3 separate regions of the Homo sapiens genome follow, and all the other regions are linked to region 3. Evidence: read pairs that join two places in POLR2A ChIA-PET (ENCODE). Cell type or tissue: MCF 10A. All regions are shown on one strand. Each heading gives the region's core, and the rest is flanking DNA. Links, peaks and the distances in the headings are about the cores only. Region 1 has its middle 90 kb from the start of CCDC185. Region 2 has its middle 110 kb from the start of CCDC185. Region 3 has its middle 36 kb from the start of CCDC185.

Region 1 (7,267 bases), core at 1,686-5,685, 54 kb before region 3:
CTCTGTTCATTTGTGGTCTTCTCTTTCTCACCTAAAGTATTGTGCCTGTGATATTAATGGGAGAATGCAAATGTACCAAGCACTGGATTAGCTTGGGGACCCCTTCTGGATGAAAGCTGTTGCTACAGGTGGCATCTGTCCCTACACCTGCTCCCCTTTGTTCTGAGAGGATCCATCTTTGGAGCACCAGGCTGTGCAGGCTAGCTGCCTTTCTCCTCACAGGGCTGGGCAGAGCTCAGCAGACAAGGGATCACCTGTCAAAGAGTCTCCACCCCACGGCTGAAGATTGTGACCATGTGGCAAACTCCAGCCCTAAAGGGACCCGTCAGAGTGAGGTGCCCCAGAACAGAAGATCAGAAACAGACACAGAGACTGCCAAATACAGAGGGCAATATCTCTCGGAGGTTAGAACAAGAATAATTCCCCAAGTCCTTTCCAGAAAATGTAATCATATAGTTCAGAAAAATGCACTGTGTGTTTTAGTAGAAGAACACATATTTTGTCCTAAGTTTGCCTTTAGATTTGATTAAAAGTATATGGTTACAGCTGCTGCTGTTGGGATCAATTAGAATCAAGCCTGTAAATGACTTTCTTCCACAGGGACTGTTCCAAGTCTGCTTGAGGTCCCAGAACTGTCCCCTGGGAAACCTGGGGAGTACGTGTGAGGACTTCTTTTTCTTTCTAAATGCCAGCATTGGACTGATTATTCTAGAGTTTGTACTTCATTCCTAATTAATATAAAAATAAGGTTTTCAGAATCATCCAATTTTATTACTTTTTCTTTGTGAAGTAGAACATTTAAACAGGATCCTCTTATGGTAAATCATTCAGATCCAGCTAAAGTTCAGGAGAATAATAATAGGTGCTCTGAAAATCATGGAGTGTGTCTTCAGAATTTGCCGCACACAGCACTATTTTAATTTCTGAGTTAATACAGGTTCTAACTCATGATAATAATGACTTTATGAAGACAGTCTCTGGATAACAAAGCTATTTTCATCCTTTACTGAATGGTTCAGAAACCATACTGCTTTAATCTGTTTTTAATATACTTTTTTTGGCTCTCTGACGTCTTGAAAAATGTTTTATGATTCAGGAAAGTAAGCCATGTTTGCATGGTGGAAAGGAAGACAGAAATGGCATTGCCATTTATTCACTTACTCGTCTCATTTATGTCTTCAATTTTTTAAATCAGTGAAATCATAATAATAACAATACTTTCCTTATAAGGCTGTTGGAGGCTTAGGGCACCTGCCATGCAAAAGATGAAATCTCAGTTTCCATCTTCTAGCTTCTTTGTTTCCTCTCCTTCCTCCTCAGTAACTAATAAACAAATGCTATATGCTAGAGATTTTACTATATAAAGGATATCTAATTTTAAGGAAAATTCCAAGTAAAATAGCAGAAATTATAATATAGGATGAAAAATGTTACAATATAAACATAGTGGGAGATCCTCAATATTCCTCCCTTCTCCCTTTTTCTTCTTTTTCTGCTCCCAAAAAGAGATCTTGGCATTTCCTTGGTTTTTCTTAGTGGAGTAAGTCCTTTTTGAGGCACTAAACGGAGCCTCTTTCACACCTGAAAAGGGATGGGGGTGTTGGGTTCCCAGGAGAGGATCTGGATCTCTGTGTTGAAGAGGGAGAGTGACTTCATCTTTGGAGAAAAAGGTGTCTTTAGACCCTTTGCATTCGGAGGCTGTTGGACCCCTGGCAATACTTAGGGTGACCACATTTCCAGGAAAGCTGTTGTCCTCTGTGTCCCAAGGCTGGAAGAGGAAAGTTGCCCCACTTCCTGTGTGATGGGTGTTTAGGGAAGGCAGGACATGAAGGCACAGAGGTGGAGGCCTGAGAGACTCCGTGGAGGCTCCTAGGACTGCTGTCCTTAGGGGGATGCCTGGGTGTGGGCCTGAAGGAGGTGAGTACCAGAGCCCTGAGAACTGAGGGAGCCACGGAGCACTATGTGGGCACACTCCTCCCTTGGAGATCAAGGAAGCCTGTACCTGGGCAGCAGTCAGCACTGTCTTAGACTCAGAGGACCAGCGTCAACGGCAGCTGACAGCAAAAAGCAGGGAGGGATACAGGGAGTACCAGGAGAGAGATTTTGGACTTCTCATTCCTCTGGCATGTAGGTCTGAGCTGGCTTTATTTTTCATTTGTAAAAAATAGAATAGATATGACTTTACTTGAGGTCTGAATTTGCAGAGCAGTTCACACTGGTTACCTAAGCATATGCAGCAGGGCTGTGGGGCTTGTTGTAGGGGACTCTCCCCTCCTGCCACTGTCGTGTCTTCCTCAGACATTCATTCATTCATTCACTCAACAAACTATATGTCACAGTTGTTGTCTCAGCTCACTTCTTGTTCTGGAAGCTTCCATGGTTCCCCGTGATCCACTGCAGTAAGGACAACCCTCTGCAGTCTGGCCCACACCTACCCTCATCTTTCAAGTCTAACCTCTCACTCCTTCACATGTACACTTCCTAGTCAGAATATAGACAGACTCTTCCCAGATGTCCACACATGCCCTGGGCTGTCCTGCCTCATGCCCCTGCTAGTGCCTTTCTTCTGCTTGGAATGGCCCTGGGCCCCAGCACCATCACTCACTGTCTCCTCCAACCCCCTCCAAAGCCCAGTTGTTCAACAAGAATCTAAATGACAGAGACCCTGTGAGGACACCGGAAGAGAAGGGCCTCCCTCTCCCAAGCTCTAATGACCAAAGCTCCCCGGAAAGATGTCTCAGAAGCTTGTTTTGAGCGAAGAAAAACTGCAGATGATGGGGAAGGCATCTCCATCGTGAAAGCTTTATGCTAGGAGAACAAAGGGTGAAGAGAGACCACTAGAAGAACACAGACCGTCAGCCTTCCTCCCTCAGTGGGTTTCTCAGCACAGCCTCCTCCAATACTGTTTCATGCTTAGGGTCCCCAACAGAGAGAACTACCCTGAGTACCCCTGCCAGGCTGAGAGGAGGGGAGCAGTCTGGCTGACAGCTGCCTCTGGCTGACAGCACACTGTCCTGGAGCCTGGGGCCTGGGTCAGTGCCTGCTAGGCGGGCAGCAGTCATAGACAGCCGGCGAGGCCCCTCAGCCCTGCAGAGAGCCTTCCAGGTTCTGAGTCATGGATTATTAAACCTAGCTTTTTGGTGTGTATTTGGGGGGTGGGGTGGGGGTTTTGATAAACCACCTGTGACCCTTGGGTGGTTTTGAATCTCTCTGAGTCTTGAGTATCTCTTTGGAAAAAGAAAAGGATGTCACCAGACAGAGTTGCAGGGAAGTCAGCTTTGTACTTCATATTCCACCGGGGTCAGCTTAAATCCATTCACCATTAGGCTTTCCCTAATTCCCGGCTCCGTGGTTATTAAATCTCTGACTTTGAACACCTGCAGCATTGGGTTTGTAGCTCTCTCACGGCACTCGTAGCTGTAAAGTCAGATAGCTGTAAACTCCTGTAGGCTGGAAATGGCTCTGACAAATCTTTGTATTCCCCTGCCATAGCCAATGGAATGAAGTAGAAATTATTCACACTTGGTTGATTTGAAAGCTCACAATATGAACCAACATTTATGGAAGCTTTTTTTCTACGTGGCAGGCAAGCATTTTGCACAGGCTTTTCTCATGTTGTTCTCACAAGGAGACCTCATGGGGCGGGTACTTTGATGAGCCCCGATGACATCTTGGAGAGGTGAAGTAACTTGCCCGAAGTCATTCAAGCAAGCAAGAGGTGCCCTCAGGACTCAGCCCAGGCAGTCTAATAGCAGTCCACCCTCTCAACTTCCGGTGCTGTATGTCTGCTAGTTCATAAGCATGTGATGGTTTCACAACATCTGAAACCCCACCCCAAAAGAGGATTCAGAAGGTTGTTTTGAGAGAAGGAAAATTGCAGACAACAGGGAAGACTTCTCCATCATGAAAGCTTTAAGTTAGGAGAAAAAGGGAGACGAAAGACCATTGGAAGGATGCAGACCAGCAGCCTCCGTCCCCTTAACTGGCTGAGCTGCTGGTTTGAGCTATCTTCTGCAGCTTACAGAAAATCAAGCTTCTCCCCAAAGAAGAAATGAAGATAACTACCCAAAAGGCCGATGGCTTTACAGCTTGGCAGACATTGGAATCCCCTGGAGAACTCTTTTTTTGACACCTGGTGAGGTCTGTGGAGAGAAACCTGCAAGGGAGTGTGAATCTTCCCTTGTTTTTTTTTTTGCCCCTGGAAACCACCATTCAACTTTCTGTCTCTGTGAATTTCACTGTTCTATGTACCTCATGTAAGTAGAATCATATAGTTTTTATCCTTTTGAAACTGGCTTATTTCATTTAGCATAATGTCCTCAAGGTTCATTCATGTTGTAGCATGTATCAGAATCTTCTTCCTTTTCAAGCCTGAGTAATATTCCATTGTATGGATAGACCACATTTTGTTTATCCATTCAGCTCTTGATGGACACTTTGGTTGTTTGCACCTCTTGGCTATTGTGAATAATGCTGCTATAAATATGAGTGTGCAGATATCTGTTTGAATCTCTGCTTAGAATTCTTTTGGGTATATACTCAGAAGTGGAAGTGCTGGATCATTTGATAATTCTATTTTTAATTTTTGAGAAAGTTATACCATTTTCCACAGTGGCTGCATTGGGAGGATTGATTGAGCCCAGGAGTTTGAGGCTGCAGTGAGCTGTGATCGCACCACTGCTCTCCGGCATGGGCAATAGAGTGAGATTCTGTTTCAAAAAAAAAAAAAAAAAAGTAGAGTGACGTAGATAAAACACACTTGTCATTGACGGTGGCATTTAGTAAACATTCAGCAGATGCTACTCTCCTAACTGTTCCCCTTTCTTCACTTAATCTCAGAATCCTGCCTTGATACAAAACAGTATCACATGTGTGCACCTAGGGGAGAAGAAGAAGAGAAACAGCTGGAAACGTGGATCTCATTGGATTACAGAGGGCCTTGAATGCCACATAAGGAATTTGGACTTTCTTCTGTGGATAGCTGCAGTAATGGGTTGAACTGTGTCCCCTCAAAATTCATATGTTGAAATTCTATTCCCCCAGTAATTCAGAATGTGAACTTATTTGGAAATTGGGTCACTGCAGATGTAATTAGTTAAGTTAGGATGAGGTCATGCTGGAGTAGGGTGGGCTCTAATGCAGCACGACTGGTATCCTTATAAAAAGATACTAGCACTGAGAGAGCCAGCGCTGGCCTGGGGGAGCACGGGAGGCAGCAGTGAGAGCTGTGTGTTTGGGAGTCAGGAGGTGACTGAGGCCCCACGGCGAGCGTGCAAGTGTGCGTTTGGTTCTCGGTGTGTTGGGCAGCAGGGGAACCATGGGATCCAACACACATTTTTTTTTTTTTTTTGAGACGGAGTCTCACCCTGTGGCCCAGGCTGGAGTGCAGTGGCACGATCTCAGCTCACTGCAACCTCTGCCTCCCGGTTTCAAGCGATTCTCATGCCTCAGCCTCCAGGTAGCTGGGATTATAGGCACCTGCTACCACGCTGGACTGATTTTTGTATTTTTAGTAGAGACGGGGTTTCACCATGTTGGCCGGGCTGGTCTCAAACTCCTAATATCAGGTGATCCACCCTCCTCAGCCTCCCAAAGTGCTGGGATTACAGGCATGAGCCACCGCCCCCGCCCCCAACACACATTTTGCAAGAGCAAACGCACGGAGGAATGTTCTGTTTGAGTGCACTTGTAGCTGTTGGGCTCTGGGCAAACCGTATGAGCCCTGAGATCCACAAGGAGAGGAGGAGTTCCTGGAAGTGGTGGAGGTGAAGGCATTACAATGAGCTGCCTCCCTTTAGCATCCTCAAGCGGCGTCCCGACCCCTTCAAGTCAAAGGCAGACATGTTCAGGGAGCACCTGCTATGAGCTGCTGCCCAAAGAGGTGGATGGGGTTGTCTCAAAAGGTGAAAAGACACAGGGAGGCCCTGCCCACAGGGCCATCTCCTGTGGGCAGCAGAGGCTTGCTCACAGCAGCTCAGGCAAAGAGCTGTAAGTCTGAAGAGCCAAGGGCGCTCTGTGCAGCAGGAGCTGGAGGGAAGCAGTGTCATTAACATCCCTGCCATTTGTCATCATCAAAAGGTATTTCTTAAGCACCTAATTGAGCCTGATACTGTGCTTGTGTTTTATTTTCAGAGCTTGTAAGGACTAAACAATGTGCAAACAAGCAAATCAAATATCCATATAAGGCAGGTTACTTGTTTCATTAATTTTCCTTTTCTCTCTTCTCTTCTTTCTCTTCTCCCAGTTTCGAACTCTCCAGACCTGGCTAATTACAAATGACGTGTATGCACAAAAGGTTATCATGGAGCTGCGGTTCACCTTCCAGTGATGATCATCCCACAGCCCCAACCCACACCCTCCACCAACACACAATTTTATACACATAGTGCACACATACCCCACACCACAAAATTACCCTCACACACATGCACCACACAGAGCCCAGACCACACATTCCTATACACCACATGCATGCAACGCACATACCAGACACACACATACACCCGACACACTACACACACCACACACACCCCACACCCCACAACACACCACACACACGCAGTCTGCAGGCTGTCTGGAGGCTGCTGCTGCTATCCAGAGAGACGTGGTGAAAAGACTAAGCTTTTAGGGACCATGCAGGCTCAGAAACGGACAAGAGGAAAGAGCTGCGACAAGCAGGTGAGCTGAGAGCCACTCACCAGAACAGAGTTCCAGCAGGGCTGCCTCACGCTAAGGAGACCTTCCCTGGCCCACAGCCAGGTGAGCAAGGCATCTCTTGGCTCCTGCCTCCTCTCCCATGTCACTTCACTCTCGAAGAGGAGAAGGGCTGCCTGCTTGGTCTGATTCTTATGTTAAAGCTGGAGGGAAGTAGGGGGCACGACAAGGGTAAAGAGTGAGCGGGTGAGGGTGCAGGGTGTGGGCACCGCCCTCCGGCCCCTCTCTGAGGCTGGGAGTGTGGAGGGTTCAGCCCCAGGCCCTCTGTCTCCCTGTCATTACCCTCTCACCCCCAAAACATGGGACAAGTGTTGCTGCTCCCTTCTTCCCACGGCTGTGGGGTAAACCCTTCCTCACATAGGAACGGCAGCAGCTGATGTCTGGGTTTGGGAAAGCAGGCAAATTACTCTTTGATCTGCTTGACTTGAGTTTCCCCAGCCCTCCCTTGTTGAGGAGAAAGGAGTCCTCTCTGCATCCCGCCTGGCTCCGGAAGGTCTGCATTGTGATTTGGGGCAAGTTTGACTATTCATTTAAGTGTTGCATTGCCTTATTT
Region 2 (7,267 bases), core at 1,419-5,418, 71 kb before region 3:
TAATTCTGCAGATGAATAGGGCCTTGTACCAGGCATAGACCAAGATGGAAATCCCTCTAATGTGGGGTGTGCCCTTTAATTTATAAGTCATTTTCTTATCTATTTTCACATTTGACTTTTACATTAACCCAAGTAGTATGTAGACATAATTACCTCCACTTTATCAATAAGGAAACCATGGCCCGAGACACAGAGTCATTTCCATTTAGTCTGAGTTGAGGGTGGCTATTACCAGCATCACTTTGTGGGGGGTTTTTTGGTTTGTTTTTGTTTTTTTGGGACAAGGTCTTGCTCTGTCACCCAGGCTGGCGTGCAGTGGCACAATCTCAGCTCACTGCAACCTCTGCCTCCAGGGCTCAAGCGATCCTCCCACCTTAGCCTCCTGAGTAGCTGGGACTATAGGCGTGCACCACCACACGAGGCTAATGTTTGTATTTTTTGTAGAGATGGGTTTTTGTCATGTTGCCCAGGCTGGTGTCAAACTCCTGAGCTCAAGGAATCTGTCCACCTTGGCTTTCCGAAGTGCTGGGATTACAGGCGTGAGCCACCACACCCAGCCCATTTTGTTATCTATAAAAATATTATGCACCCTACCCCACCCTCCAGCTGGGAGGCAGAACCACCGCGAGTTGCCTGTGATGGGCAGGGGAAGGGAGAGAAAGGGCTCTGATTCATTCATTCATTCATTCATTCATTCATTCATTCATTCTTTCAACAACTAATTGTTGAGGACTAATATGTTGCAAGCTCTCTGAGGTGCCCTGGGCCAGCTGGTGTCTCTCAAGCAGTTCCAGGCATGAGAAATAAGGCTGGGGCTTAAATTTGCTGATAGAAAGAACTAGGCAGGTAGAAGTTTGTGTTTGGGGGCTTTCAAAATTTCCATCTTCCTCCTGAGGGACCTGGGCCCCCTCTATGCCCAATGAGTCACATATTCCTTCACCGAGAAAGGAACCACAGTAGACTTTTTTTAATAAAAATGAGTGGTATAATGACTTTCAGGCCAGGCACAGTGCTTAATTACACCTGCAATCCCAGCACTTTCAGAGGTGGAGGCAGGAGGATCACTTGAGACCAGGAGTTCAAGACTAGCCCGGGTGGCAAAGTGAGACTTTGTTTCTAAGGAAAAAAAAAAAGAACAAAATTAGCTGGGCATGGTGGCATATGCCTGTAGTCTCAGTTACTTGGGAGGCTGAATCAGGATGATTGCTTGAGCCTGGGAGGTTAAGGCTGCAGCGAGCCTTGATAGTGCCACTACACTATAGCCTGGGTGACAGAGCAAGATCCTGTCTCTAAAATATGTATATATTACACACACATACACACAAAATGGCTTTCATTATTTTCTACCAAATATCAACAGAGGGAGGTGTGTGGGTTAAGATGGGGTGATAGAGGGCAGGCTGATAGGAAAAAGGGGCCATCTGTGGACACATGTGATGCTGACAGAAGAGATCTCACTTGATCCCAACTCTGGGCCTTCACTCCAGCCCCTTCCCCATTCCCCTGAAAGCCCTTCCTCCTTTTCGTCCGCCTAAATGCTTTCCTTTCAACTTGGCATCCTTCAATAAAATAAAGAAAGAAAGAAATGCCTTCCTTCCCCCCTTGGTTAACACTCACCTCTCTCCCTCATGTGACTTCTTAGACTTATCTTACCCATACTTGATCTTTCCTTTCTCTGAAATTTTATTTCAGTTGGACTCAGGGATACCCCCTCTAAGTTGATTGCCTTTGAACGGGTCACGGTCTACAGCTCATATTTCCCCAGGTTACAAGCTCCTTGTGGGCAGGGCCATGTCCTAAACCCTGTGATATGCTCACAGCATCGAACTGTGAAGAATCTCATCTTCATTCCCAGGAGCCTGACCTAATGCAGGCCCTCTTTGTCTCTTCCCTGGGCCAGGGCAGCGCTGGCTCCTGGCACATCACTTAGCAGAAAGCACACCTGCGGTCCCACCTCCCTGCTTTTCAAATCCTCCCTCAGCTCCTCTCTCCTGCAGACTGACATTCAAGCACGTCTTCTGACTGCCAGGCCTCTCACTGGCCACGGCCCCCATCAAGCACCAGGTGCCCAAAAAAGCAGGCACATTGGCGCCTCTCTGTCCAGCACATTCCTGTCTTTCTAGAAACATACTACTAATCTTTTGAGGTGAAGCAAAAATGTCACATTGTCATTTCAGAGCGCATGCCCCAGGCAGAGTTAATTCCCTCCTTCACATTGATTCCACAGCACATTTTTGGTTTTTTTTTTTTTTTTTTTTTTTGAGATGGAGTCTCAGTCTGTTGCCCAGGCTGGAGTACAGTGGCACGATCTTGGCTCACTGCAACCTCCATCTCCCAGGTTCAAGCCATCCTCCTGTCTCAGCCCCCACTAGTAGCTGGGATTATAGGCACGCACCACCATGCCTAGCTAATTTTTGTATTTTTAGCAGAGACGGGGTTTCGCCATGTTGGCCAGACTTGTCTTGGACTTCTGATCTCTGGTCATCCACCCGCCTCGGCCTCCCAAAATGCTGGGATTACAGGCGTGAGCCACCGCGTCTGGCCACGTTTCCTGTTTTTAAAGCAGCCCATTTCTAGGCTCATTGGAAGGGGTCATGGAGCTCCGTGTCCCGGCTAAGTAGGTCCTCTGGGAGCATCAGTCCCATGACCCCCCAGTCCTTCCCTACTTTGGCACTGAACCCCACTAAAGTCTCTTTATAGCTCTTGCCCCTCAGCCTGCCCTCACCATTTTACTATTTGCATCAAGTCTTCACCTTACAGAGATGCTGCCAAGACAAATGAGATAATATGTAAAAGTGCCTTAAGCTCCAGAAGATGGACTGTGTTATCATGGCTGTAAAACTCTCTACTGGGGAAGTCAAGCTTGATGACAGTGAATCGGAAAGGGCAAGATGAAGGAAGAGGAGGAGGAGAAGGAGGAGTAGGAGGGAAAGGAGGAGGAGGAGAGGGAGGAGGGAAAGGAAAAGGAGGAGGGGGAGGAGGGGAAGGAGGAGAAGGGGGAGGAGGAAGCGGAGGAGGGAGAGGAGGAGGAGGGAGAGTCAGCATGAGCAGAAGGGCTGAACTGACCAAACCAAGACTCTTCTGCCAAACTCATCAACCAGAGGAGTCTTCTTCTGGGGGTGAGAGGGTGGTGGGCAGAGTGGGACCAGGGACCTGGCACGGGGTAGGATGCTCCCGGCCAACAGAAGGTCCATTGCCACCCGTTGGATGACTTGGCCAGCTAGCACTTGAAATCCCCCCTGTGGAAGTACAACTGACAAATGTAAGCAGCTAGGCCTCTTTAATGGGGCTCCTGGAGGACAGAGCCTGTTCCAAGAAGCATGGGTGGTGGGCGTGTTTACCTGAAGGCAGTGTTCCCTGGTTTCTCTGGAAACCACATGCCTTAGAAACAAAGGAGCTCGCACACAGCATGATTCATGGCCACCGTTTGTTCCTGTCTGCCCCTCCTGCCGTGGCTCCACTCATGGAGGGTGCCAAGGATATGCTCTTGGTTGCATGAGTAACTTGTTTTCCCCTCCAAGAGAGCTTTCATTTTCTCCCAGTCAGACTTAGTCATTACTTATTTGGTGAATTCTTAAGTGGGTGACTGAGTGGACCGTCGAGGCCTTGGAGGAGGGGGCTCGTTCTTCCTTGCAGCTTGCACAGCTGGGAGCAGGACCCTGGAAAAATGAGAGGAGGGCGCAGAGTGCATATGAGAGGCCTTTGTGGATTTTTCTCCTGACATGAGCACCCACTTCGTGCCCCCAACTCCCTTCTAATGCTCTTGTTGAGAAGCTCCCAGCAATTTCTTCAATTCAGCCAGGGACCGCCTCCTCTGGGAAGCTTTCTCAGATAACCCTGATGCCCCCTGCCCATCATTCCCCCCAATCCCCAGTTCCCGTGACACAGGATTGGTGTATCTGTCAGCCTTCCCCGCAGGATCCAGGGAGGGCAGGAACTCTCACTCCTCTTTGTATCCCCGGGGCCTGGTGCAGACCTGGAAATGCCTGTTTGTTGGCTGACTGTCAGAGCCCAGGCAGGCACAGGCCTTGTTTGGAAACCTGGGAGGGGTGGCAGGGTCCCTAACCCCTCTGGGTGCCCAGGGCTGGTCCTGGCTCTCCACTGCTTCCCACTTCCCTGCCAGCCTTTACAGACCCTTTGCCCTGCACCTCACACCCCTCTGAAAGGGTGGCAAGCCTGGTCCCAGTGGCTGCTTCAGATGCTACTCTTGAGGGCTCCTTGAGCCATGCCCTTTTGGGCCACTGTACAGTCACACATCACAGCCACCTTGTCTTTGGCAGATTATGTTCTTTTTTTTTTTTCCCTCTCTTTAATCATAGTAAAATACACATAACACAAAATTGACCATCTTAACCATTTTTAAGCGTACAGTTCACTTGTACTGATTATATTCACATTGTTGTCCAATCATGACCTCCCTTCATTTCCAGAACTTTTTCATTTTTACTAAAGTGAAACCCATTAAACCCCAATTCCCTGTTTCCCCTCCCTCCAGCCCCTGGCAACCACTGTGGTACTTTCTGTCACTATGAATTTGTGGCTACTTCTTTTAATGGTGCAAAAGTACTTAAGCACAGTGTGAGCCTGGGTCAGGGTACAGACCACCCGTACTACCTGGAGACTCCTTGGTACCAAGCCCTGTTCTGCTTAAGATGTGAGCTTGATTTTGACACTTCTCTTGTGGATGGCAGAGCCCAGAGTGGAACCCAGGTTCATTTCATTCTAAAGCCATGTCCAAAACTCCAAAGAACCAATCTTGAGTAGGGGTTGTATTAGTCTGTTTGTGTTGCTATAAAGGAATACCTAAGGCTGGGTAATTTTTAAACAAGATAGTTTTATTTGGCTCACAGTTCTGCAGGCTGCACAGGCATGGCTTCAGCATCTGCTTGGCTTCTGGTGAAGCCTCAGAAAGCTTTTACTCATGGTGAAGACAAAGGGGGAGCAGGTGTGGCATATGGTGAGAGAGGGAGCAAGAGCAGGGAGGAGGTGCCAGGCTCTTTAAACAACTAGCTCTTGCCTAAACTAATAGAGTGATAACTCACTCATTATTGAGAAGAGGGCACCAAGACATAGAACGAAGAGTCCAAGCACCTCCCATGAGGCCCCACCTCTATCATTTCAACATGAGGCCCAGGGAGAACAAGTGGCTGGCCCTCGGACATACTTTCTGTAAGTGGTAGAGGCAGGATCCTGACCCTGCCTGTCTCATCCCAGTTACCGGCTTACCCCAGTCTTAACAACACTAAAGGCATTTCAGGAACCTTGTCAGAAGAGAGCAGGGGGCTTGGGGCAAGCTGTGACTTTAGAAAGTTGTGAGCTTTGGAGTCCCTTAAACCACTCATACTTGATGGCTTATTCATGAGACCAGTTGTGTCCATGGACACCCAGGTTTCACATTTTTCTTTCCTCCTTGCTGAGGGTTTACATTCATTCATTACAAATGAATGTTGAGAGTGAACTCTCCCAGGGGTGGTGTAGTTAATACCGTTACAGCCTGAGGCCACTAGGGTCTCCATTCAGCCTTGCCTCTTGGAGGAATGATAACCGTACTAGCTCACTTTTACTAAGCACCTTCCATATGCCAGGCACTGGTTGACCCATGTAATTGCATCTAATCTTCACAATTGTCTTAGGTTGGCTTTTTTAGAAGCAGATTTGAGATGAAGATTCTCATGCAGGTGGCCTGCTGAGTGAGTGAGTGAGTGAGTGAGTGAGTGAGTGAGTGAGTGAGTGAGTGAGTGAGTGAATGCTAACAGGAGAAATTGACATGAAAGTGAGGGAAGCCAGAAAGAACTCGTGAGGAGGCCAGGCACAGAGGAGCCCCGTCTGGAGTCTCGCCTCAGCCCCACCCGACCGGGCAACCTGCAGCCTGGGTGATACCTCGGGGTTGCCCTGCCTTGAGGCAAGGGCTTTGGTTCCTCTTATCAGTCAGTGGGTGGGAGGGTGGGGTGGGTGGGCAGGGTGTAGGGCTGGGGGTTTAGCTTCTTAGGAATCCCTAGGTGAGTCGGCTTAAGGGGGCAAAGGCAATTTTCCAGAGAAGGGTGCAGCTGAGGGCTGTTAGCAGCCCAGACTGAGAAAGGGTGTCTTGGTGGGCCTTCACTGGCATCTTTTAGAACATTCTTCTGAGATATGATCTAATACTATCTCCGCATTATAGAGGAAGACTGAGGCCCAGGGAGGGCAAGTACCTGGCCCTAGGACATACTTTCTGTAAATGTTAGAGGCGGGATCCTGACCCTCCCTGTCTCACCCCAGTCACCAGCTTACCCCAGTCTTACCCCAGGCTCACCCCAGTCACCAGCTCCTACACTGCTAGAGACAGGAGGCTTCATTCAAGGAGCTGTGGCTGATTCTGGGAGTCCTTCTGTCTTGCCTGGCTCCAGCTTTTTGCACTGCATTAGTAGCGGATAAACCCGCAAATCCCCAGGGCCTAACACAATACGAGTTTCTTTTTTGTTCACATGAAAGTCCAATTAGCGGTAGGGGAGGAGGTGGTGTCCTACAGTCAGGGGTCTGCCCTCCTCCCAGCACACCCCCATGGAAGCCCTGGGTATTAATATCCAGCTGGCAGGTGAGGCAAATTAGAGCGTGGAGGACTGTGCAGGAAGCTCTAAGGGCCAAACAAGGAAGTGAGGAACACCACTTCTACCTTCATTCCATAGTTCAGAACCCGGTCACTGCTTTCTCTGAGACGCAAAGGGGACTTGGAAATGTGGACCCCAGCCAGGCAGCCTCAACCCTGCAGAGTGGAGGGAGATCCTCAAACAGATGGTCCATAGCTCTCAACTTGGCTTCATTTTGGCCTCCCAACTTGGCCCCACTTCTGAAGCAGCATCATTGTCTGGGGCAATATCTGAGGTTTGTCTTCTCATGCCAAGAGACGTCGTCTCTTGCAAGAGAGAGGGGCGCAGGAATGGGACTTCTGGCTGGCAGAAGAGTGCACCGGATTTTATAGACAGGCTTGAGGAAGCAGTGTCTGATTTACATGGGGCCCACAGATTGGTTGGACCAGGTGTGACTTTACATATCCTGTGGTGAAGCTGGCCACCCCACCCTAATCTTATTATGCAAATGGTCTTTCCACTTGGCTGGCGCCATGTTGTCTGCTCCTCATTGTACATGTGGCTGGCAAAGAGAAGGGACGATGGAGCTAGCCTCAGGTAGCCCCTTTCCTACTGGCACAACTGCCGGCATTCATGGGTGCAAGCTTCTAACTTGCTTGTCTGTGTCTGCAGCTCGATTATACTGGCTGCTCTTTGTTAGAAAA
Region 3 (7,267 bases), core at 2,110-6,109:
TCCCAGCACTTTGGGAAGCCAAGGTGGGCAGATCACTTGAGGTCAGAAGTTTGAGAGCAGCCTGGGCAACATGATGAAACCCCGTCTCTACCAAAAAATACAAAAAAACTTAGCTGAGTGTGGTGGTGTGCACCTGTGATCCCAGCTACTTGGGAGGCTGAGGTAGGAGAATCACTTGAACCCAGGAGGTGGAGGTTGCAGTGAACCAAGATTGTGCCACTGCACTCCAGCCTGGGTGACAGAATGAGACTCTATCACAAACAAACAAACAAGAAGTGCGACAGAGTGACAGCATGAGTTCAAACAAACAGCATGAGAAATGGCTGTGCAAGCATAAGCCTTTGCAATCATAGAGATGACAATGCAGGGAGGCCATAGGTCTTCCTGGGGGATATAGGAGGGTTGAATGTATTTTTACTAAATCCCAAATGTGACTCCACTGCACGTTTGCATTAGATTTAGATTTCTCCAGTTTCCATTCCCGTAACTACCACTTCATGTCTAGATTAAGACAGTTTCCAAGCCTGTCTTTCTGTCTATTGTCTTTCTCTGCTGCAGTCCCTCTTGTATAAAGGCCAGATTTGCCTTTCTACAACACTAATGCAATCACAAACACGAATTCATCTGCTCAGGAGTCTAAATCCTTCCCGTTGCCTACAGGGCAAAATCCAGTCTTTATACTTGAAACCCCACTTTCCTTGCCAAGTCCTCCCCGTACCCCACAATCTAACCACCTCCCTTAATACAACCTCCTTTCTTCCAGCTATTCAGGCCAAAAATGCTGGAGTCTTCCTTGAGTGCTTTCTTTCTCTTACATCCCAGCCTGTATCCTAGGCAACTGTCAACCTGTTCAGACCACCTTAAAAATATGCTCAGCCTCCCCTACTTTTCACCTTCATAGCCACCCTGCTGGTCCTGCCATCATGTTCATTTACCTGGGTACTTAGATTCTCTCCTGACCTGGCTTCCTGCTGCCTCCCTAGTGGCAGCCCAGTAGCCAGAGAGAGGCTGCTAAAGCTCTCTTCATGTCACTCAGAGTAAAAAAAAGTCCTCTCTTTTTATTTTATTATTATTATTATTATTTGAGATGGAGTCTCATTCTGTCACCCGGGCTGGAGTGCAGTGGTGTGATCTTGGCTCCCTGCAACCTCTGCCTCCCAGGTACAAGTGATTCTTCTGCCTCAGCCTCCCAAGTAGCTGGGATTACAGGCCTGAGCCACCACGCCCGGCCAATTTTTGGATTTTTATTAGAGACAGGGTTTCACCAACTGGCCAGACTGGTCTTGAACTTCTGACCTTATGTGAGCTGCCCCCCTCAGCCTCCCAAAGTGCTGAGATTATAGGTGTGAGCCACAGCACCCAGCCAGAAAGTCCTTTCAATGGCCTATCAGGCCATATACAATGTCTCCCCATTACCTCATCAACTTGGTCAACCAGGCTCTTCTTGCTTGTTTCACTCCAGTGCTCCTGAAGATATGCAGATTTAGCTCCTACCTCAGGGCCTTTGCCCTTGCTAGTTCATCTGCCTGGATCATTCCTCCTTCGGGTCTTCAGATAGCACAATCTATCAACTCCTTCAAACCTTTGCTCAAATGCCACTTTCTCAGTTAGCCTGAGAAATATAACCATTATATTTCTCATGTAACCATAAATATTTCTATACATATAACCATCATATTTACATTTTGGTACTTTTCATCCTCTCCAGGTTGCCCTTTCATCTTCCTTGCTTTTTTTCTCTTCCATAGCACTTATCAGGTTCTGAAAAATGTACAGTTTACTTATTATTTTATTTGTTACATTTCTCTGCCCGCCAGAATGTATGCTCCATTATATTTTGGTATAGTGGACAGAGAGGTTTGTCCATCTTGTCTTTTGCTGTGTTCTCAGGCCCCAGCTCAGTGCCTGCACATAGTAGGTGCTCACTCATATTAGCCAGAGCTCTCCAGAGAAACACAGCCAATAGGATATGTATAGCTATCTATAAGAGTGGACACATTATGGGAATTGGCTCACATGATTATGGAAGTCAAATGCCATTTGCAAACTGAAGGCCCAGGAAAACCGGTGGTGTAATTCAGTCTGAGGCCAAAGGCCTGAGAACCAGGGAAGGGAAGGGGTGTGGATGGGGTTGCTGGCATAAATCCTGGAGTCCAAATGCCCCAGAACCAGGAGCTCTGATGTCTGGTGGCAGGAGAAGGTGGATGTCCCAGCTTAAGGACAGGGAGACACAATTTGCCCTTCCTCCACTATTTGCTCTATTCAGGCCCTCAATGGATGAGATGGTACCCATTCACATTGGTGAGGGCAATCTCCTTTACAGGGCCCACTGGTTCAAATGCTAAACTCTCCAAGAAAGACCTAGAAATAATGTCTATCATCTCTCTGGGCATTCCTTAGGCCAGTCAAGTTGACACATAAAATTAACCCTTCTATCACTCTTAGCTGCTGAATGGACTTTATTCACCTCCTCTCATCACCCCATCCCCTCTGGCCCAGTGTGTCACCCTCAGCTGGCCCCACCTAGCCTGCGTAGGTCTGCGTCAGTTCCTCACCCTGCTGGGGTCCTCCTTCCTTCCCTTAGCATTCATGCCTCCTCCATGCCTCCCTCTCAGCCCATTTCATTCCACACTGACTTCTCCCTCCTTTGGGTTCCTTTGCACTTGTAATATTTTGGACAAACATGGTGACTTGGCTTGATCCCATCACATGGGGCAGAAACTAGCCAAGTGTAGAATTTCTCAGAGATGAATTGCTTCTAATTTTTTTCCCCTAAAACTTGTGATTCAAGCAAAAAGAGAGGAAGAGGAAAATGGCATGTGGCCATTGCAAAGAGATGACAGCTCAGATAGACAAACACAAAGGCCATTCTCTGTAACACAGAGGACAAGGGTGTGAAGTTTGCAAGATCCAGCTCCAGGAAAACAAGTGGCAATCATGCCTGCTGAAGCCACAACACACGGTTGTTTGGAGAGGCCCAGAGCCAGCACACTGGGAAGTCTTGAAGGAAAGAGGGAAAGTGGCCCAAGCTGGCAACTGGTGGGGGCACTGGCATCTTGACTTTCCAGGGCCAAGTTATAAGCTGTCACTGAGATGTTCTCCCAGTCCTCAGAGTTTATATACAGTGTCCATACTTGGTGTTTGCACTAAGGATTATGGAGTGTCACTTGCGGATGAAATTTATTCACATAAGAATATGTTAGAGCATTTGGAAGGAATGCCATGTTTGGAAGAACAGTGCCTAGTTAACCTGCAAAAATATTCCAGGGGAGCCCTATCCCATAGAAAGGAAGTCCCTCTCAGGGGTGGATGGCAGCCCATAAGTTATGCACAAAGAGTCCACATACCAGAGCATTGATTTTTTTTTCCTCATTGTTTCACATATATTAGTCATTTCAAGGAAGTTAATAAATCTGTGAAGGGCCAGGATCGTGTCATGCTATACATGTTATACTTTCTCCTCCAAAATGCTTAGTTCTGAGCACATGCTAGGTTCTGGATAATTTTTGGATTGATGAAGTATAAATTAAAGGCAAATGTCTTCCTATTTCTATGTGAGGGCTTAATAAGTACAGATCTAATACCTAGCTGTTTTCTGAGAATCCAGCATTGGCACTATTTTATATTACCCTGTCCACATTTAAAAGGTGCCCCATGTAAAGTGAGAAAATAGATTCTGAAAAGGATTGAGGCAGCCTGGGAATTATTCCAAGAGAGACTGTTAATCAACTCATGGCACAGAATCAGAGAAGGATATTTTGGGCTGCAGAGGGCAAGCTCATGCAAAGCACAGTCACAGCCCTGGCAATTTCAGGCCCATTTGGATGAGTCAAGAGCGGGCTATGACAAGCCATTTCCAGAATGGTCTGTCCACCCACCTACCACCAGAATGCACCAGAGGCCTTGGCACCACCAGCTACCCTCTCTCAGCCCATTTCTGCTTACAGAGAGGTGTCCTTTGGAGAAAGACCAACTCTGTCCCACTTTCTGGGATCCATCATCTCTGGGACAGTGGCATTTACAGCTGTTCTCCTCCCTCCCTCCCAGCAAAGGCCCAGAGTAAATCACGTCTCCCAGGGACTGTTTGTAGCACTTGCTGGTATGAGCTGTGGGGCTCTGCAAGGACCCCTTTTTCCCATCAGCCTGCCGTCCAATCTTGGAGTAATATAAGGGGGTCCAGCTATTGGGGGTCATTGGGAGGATATAAATGGGCATTTGAAAACTCACTTTAAGCACCTCTCAGGACTGCTGAGAACCTTCTCTGCTTCCAACCAATCATGTCCATTCCAGAGGTTTGCATAAAACATTTCATCCCAGGACCAAGCAAATGCATTGTATTAGGTGATCTCCAATATCCCTTAATATCCCTTCCAGCTCCTGGAAGCTATGGTTCTAAATTCAGGGCTTAACTAGCAGATGATGAAGGCTCTTCACTTATTTTCCTTTGCTGCCTGCATTTGGTATTTCACCTTGTTCCTTATCTCTTCTGCCTTATGGAACTAAGGGTAAGGAGAAACTCAAATCCATCATTTTTGCAGTTTGTTGGCAGCTCTAATTCACCAGTTTTGTAATTTGTTTGCACCTGCTAGAAAAAGGTTTGTTGGGGAGGGGTGATGGAACTTGCTATGGTTTGAATGTATCTCCCAATGTTCATGTGTTGGGAACTTAATCCTCAATACAACAGTGTTGGGAGGTGGGGCTTAATAAGAGATGATTAGGTCATAAGGGCTATGCCCTCATGAATGGATGAATGTTGTTATTGATGGAGTGGGTTAGTTATCAAGAGACTGGGCTTATTATAAGAGCAAGTTCAGCCCCCTCCTGCTCCCTTGCTCTCACACTGTCTTGCCCTTTCACCTTCTGCCATGGGATGATGAAACACAAAGGTCCTCACGGGATGCTGTCACATGCTCTTGGACTTCCCAGCCTCCAGAATCATAAGCCAAATCAACTTCTATTGCTTATAAATTACCCAGTCTCTGGTATTCTGTTACAGCAACACAAAACAGCTAAGACACAACCATAGCCTGGTAGGGGAGACAACAATGCAATGGAATAAATACAGGTAAAGTTTCTTGGAAGCATAGACAGAAATTGACAAATTGCTCAGGAAAGGGAGAGAATACTTTGAAAAGTAATGTGCTGGCATTGGCTTCGGGTCTTAAGGAAAGCTTAGGAGTTGCCCAGGCCTTTAACTTTCCATCTGCCAAGAAACCACTGTTCCATCTGCCAAGCAACACTCCCTTCAGCAGTTCCTGTGGCTGGGTCTTCTCATCCTTTAAACTCGCATTTCACCTGTCACTTCCTCAAACCCAAGTGTCCGTTGACAGACACCTGGATGTTTTAAAATGTGGTATAAACATACAATGGAATATTATTCTGCCTTAAAAAGGAAGGGAATTCTGACGCATGCTACAACATGGATGAACATTGAGGACGTTATGCTAAGTGAAGGAAGCCAGTGACAAAAAGACAAATACTTTATAATTCCACTTATATGAGATACCTAAAGAAGTCAAATTCATAGAGAAAAAGAGTAAAATTGTGGTTTCAGGGTCTGGAAGGAAGGGGAAATGGGGAGTTAATGTTTATTGATTTACAGTTATTGATTTTCGGTTTGGGATGATGAAAAAGTTCTGGAAATGAATGGTGGCGATGGTTGCTCAATAATGTGAAGGTACTTAATGCCACTGAACTGTACGCTTAAAAATGGTTATAGTGATACATTTTATGTTATGTATACTTTGCAACAATAAAGAAAGTTTAATTATAGCAGAAAAATACAAATTACCATCTCAGAGAGGCTTTCCCTGGCCACCTAATTTAAAGAATTCACCCCACCCCAGTTCCTTATTTACTCTTTCTTTGTTCTATTTATTTCCTTCCTGTCATTCACCGCAATCTTGTACTTGTTTCTTGATAAGCTTCATAAAGACAGTGACCTTGTCTGTTTTGTTCGTTACTGCATCATTCTTACCTGTGCTTGGCGGACAGTAGGTGCTTAAGAAGTGTTTATTGAAGGAAAGATTGAAAATTCTATAAAATGCAAAGTGCAATAGATATGTCAAAATTGTTATTCATCGCACATGGCCTTTCTCTATCTGGAAGGATTCCATGTAGTGAGAATAGTTCAAGACCAAGGAAATCCAAATGCAGATCACCTTGTTGCTAAAGGCAGCAACAATTTGACTTGGAGTACCTTTTGAGATTGACTAATAAAAGGCTGAAGCTAAGCCAAGAAGTGGATTGATGAAGCTTCAACAGGTCATGTCTCCCTGAGGCTGCTTTTGGCTGCAAGAACAGAAACTTTAGCTCAGAGTGGTTTGGACAAGAAACAGTGTATTTTCTCACATTAAAAAAAAAAAAGCCTTGAGGTAGGGCTTCAGGGATTAGCTAACTCAGTGTCCTAGTAAGCCAGCAAGGCTCCAGTTTCTTTTCATTCTTCTGCTCTGCTCTCTTCCTCAAGTGAGCTTTATTCTTAGGTCAAGATGACTGCCTTAGTTCCATGTGTCACACCCGGACACAAAGACACACTATTTCTGCAGAAGAAGAGAAACTGTCTTTCCTTGTGTCTTTTTTCTGGGCAAGTGAAGGGATCTTTCACAGAAGCCTCACAGATTTCCCATGATGTGTCCTTGGCCAGAGATGCAAGCCATGGTCATGCCTAAATCAGTCACAGGCAAGGGGAATAGGACCACTATGATTGGCTTAGACTCGTATTGGCCTTTGGGATTGGGGATGTGCCCTCCCCAAAGGACATGGCAAGCTGAGGAGGGGAGATAAATTTTATCCTTGGATAAACTTTGGCCCCTTAGGAAGAAGGGAATACCTGTTGAAAAGGCAGACAGTAGCATCTATAGCAGGGTGAAATCGGGGGTTTGGATCCATGCCACAATATCCACCCTGCCATGGAAGCATGGATCATTCGAGGTGGGACTGACTGTGGAGAACTATAGCAGACCTCAGACCCCTGCTTTTTGCCCACCACTCACCTTAGCTTATCTTGCCTGGGGTCAGACTGGCTGCAAAGGGTGGAATAAAGTGATATATCCCTAGGAACTTGCTATTAAGCCATGAAAGGACAGGGAGGACACTTAAATGCATATTACTACGTAAAAGAAGCTAATCTGAAAAGGCTACATACTGCATGATTTCAACTCTATGACATTCTGGAAAAGGCAAATTGATCTGATTGATCAGCTTTCAAAAAGATCAGCAGTTGCCAGGGGTTGGAAGGCAGAGGAGGGAGTGGTGCAGAAGAGGCAGG

Evidence for each region. Peaks named below come from ENCODE experiments on the same cell type or tissue, not always from the same donor. Only the 100,000 strongest peaks of a DNase experiment are listed, where the experiment ranks them.
Region 1: POLR2A ChIA-PET joins it to region 3 with 6 read pairs; 2 of 35 experiments call an interaction of 5 or more read pairs at or near these places.
Region 2: POLR2A ChIA-PET joins it to region 3 with 6 read pairs; 2 of 35 experiments call an interaction of 5 or more read pairs at or near these places.

The regions. Positions count from the first base shown.
Region 1 is chr1:223,479,427-223,486,693 of GRCh38, reverse strand. No RefSeq gene overlaps it. Among named protein-coding and RNA genes, the nearest start is that of CCDC185, 90 kb to the right of the region's middle. In MCF 10A, for the core only: no CTCF peak of the experiment used is centred there; no DNase peak of the experiment used is centred there.
Region 2 is chr1:223,496,907-223,504,173 of GRCh38, reverse strand. No RefSeq gene overlaps it. Among named protein-coding and RNA genes, the nearest start is that of CCDC185, 110 kb to the right of the region's middle. In MCF 10A, for the core only: no CTCF peak of the experiment used is centred there; a DNase peak (open chromatin) is centred at 3,423.
Region 3 is chr1:223,426,139-223,433,405 of GRCh38, reverse strand. No RefSeq gene overlaps it. Among named protein-coding and RNA genes, the nearest start is that of CCDC185, 36 kb to the right of the region's middle. In MCF 10A, for the core only: no CTCF peak of the experiment used is centred there; a DNase peak (open chromatin) is centred at 3,815.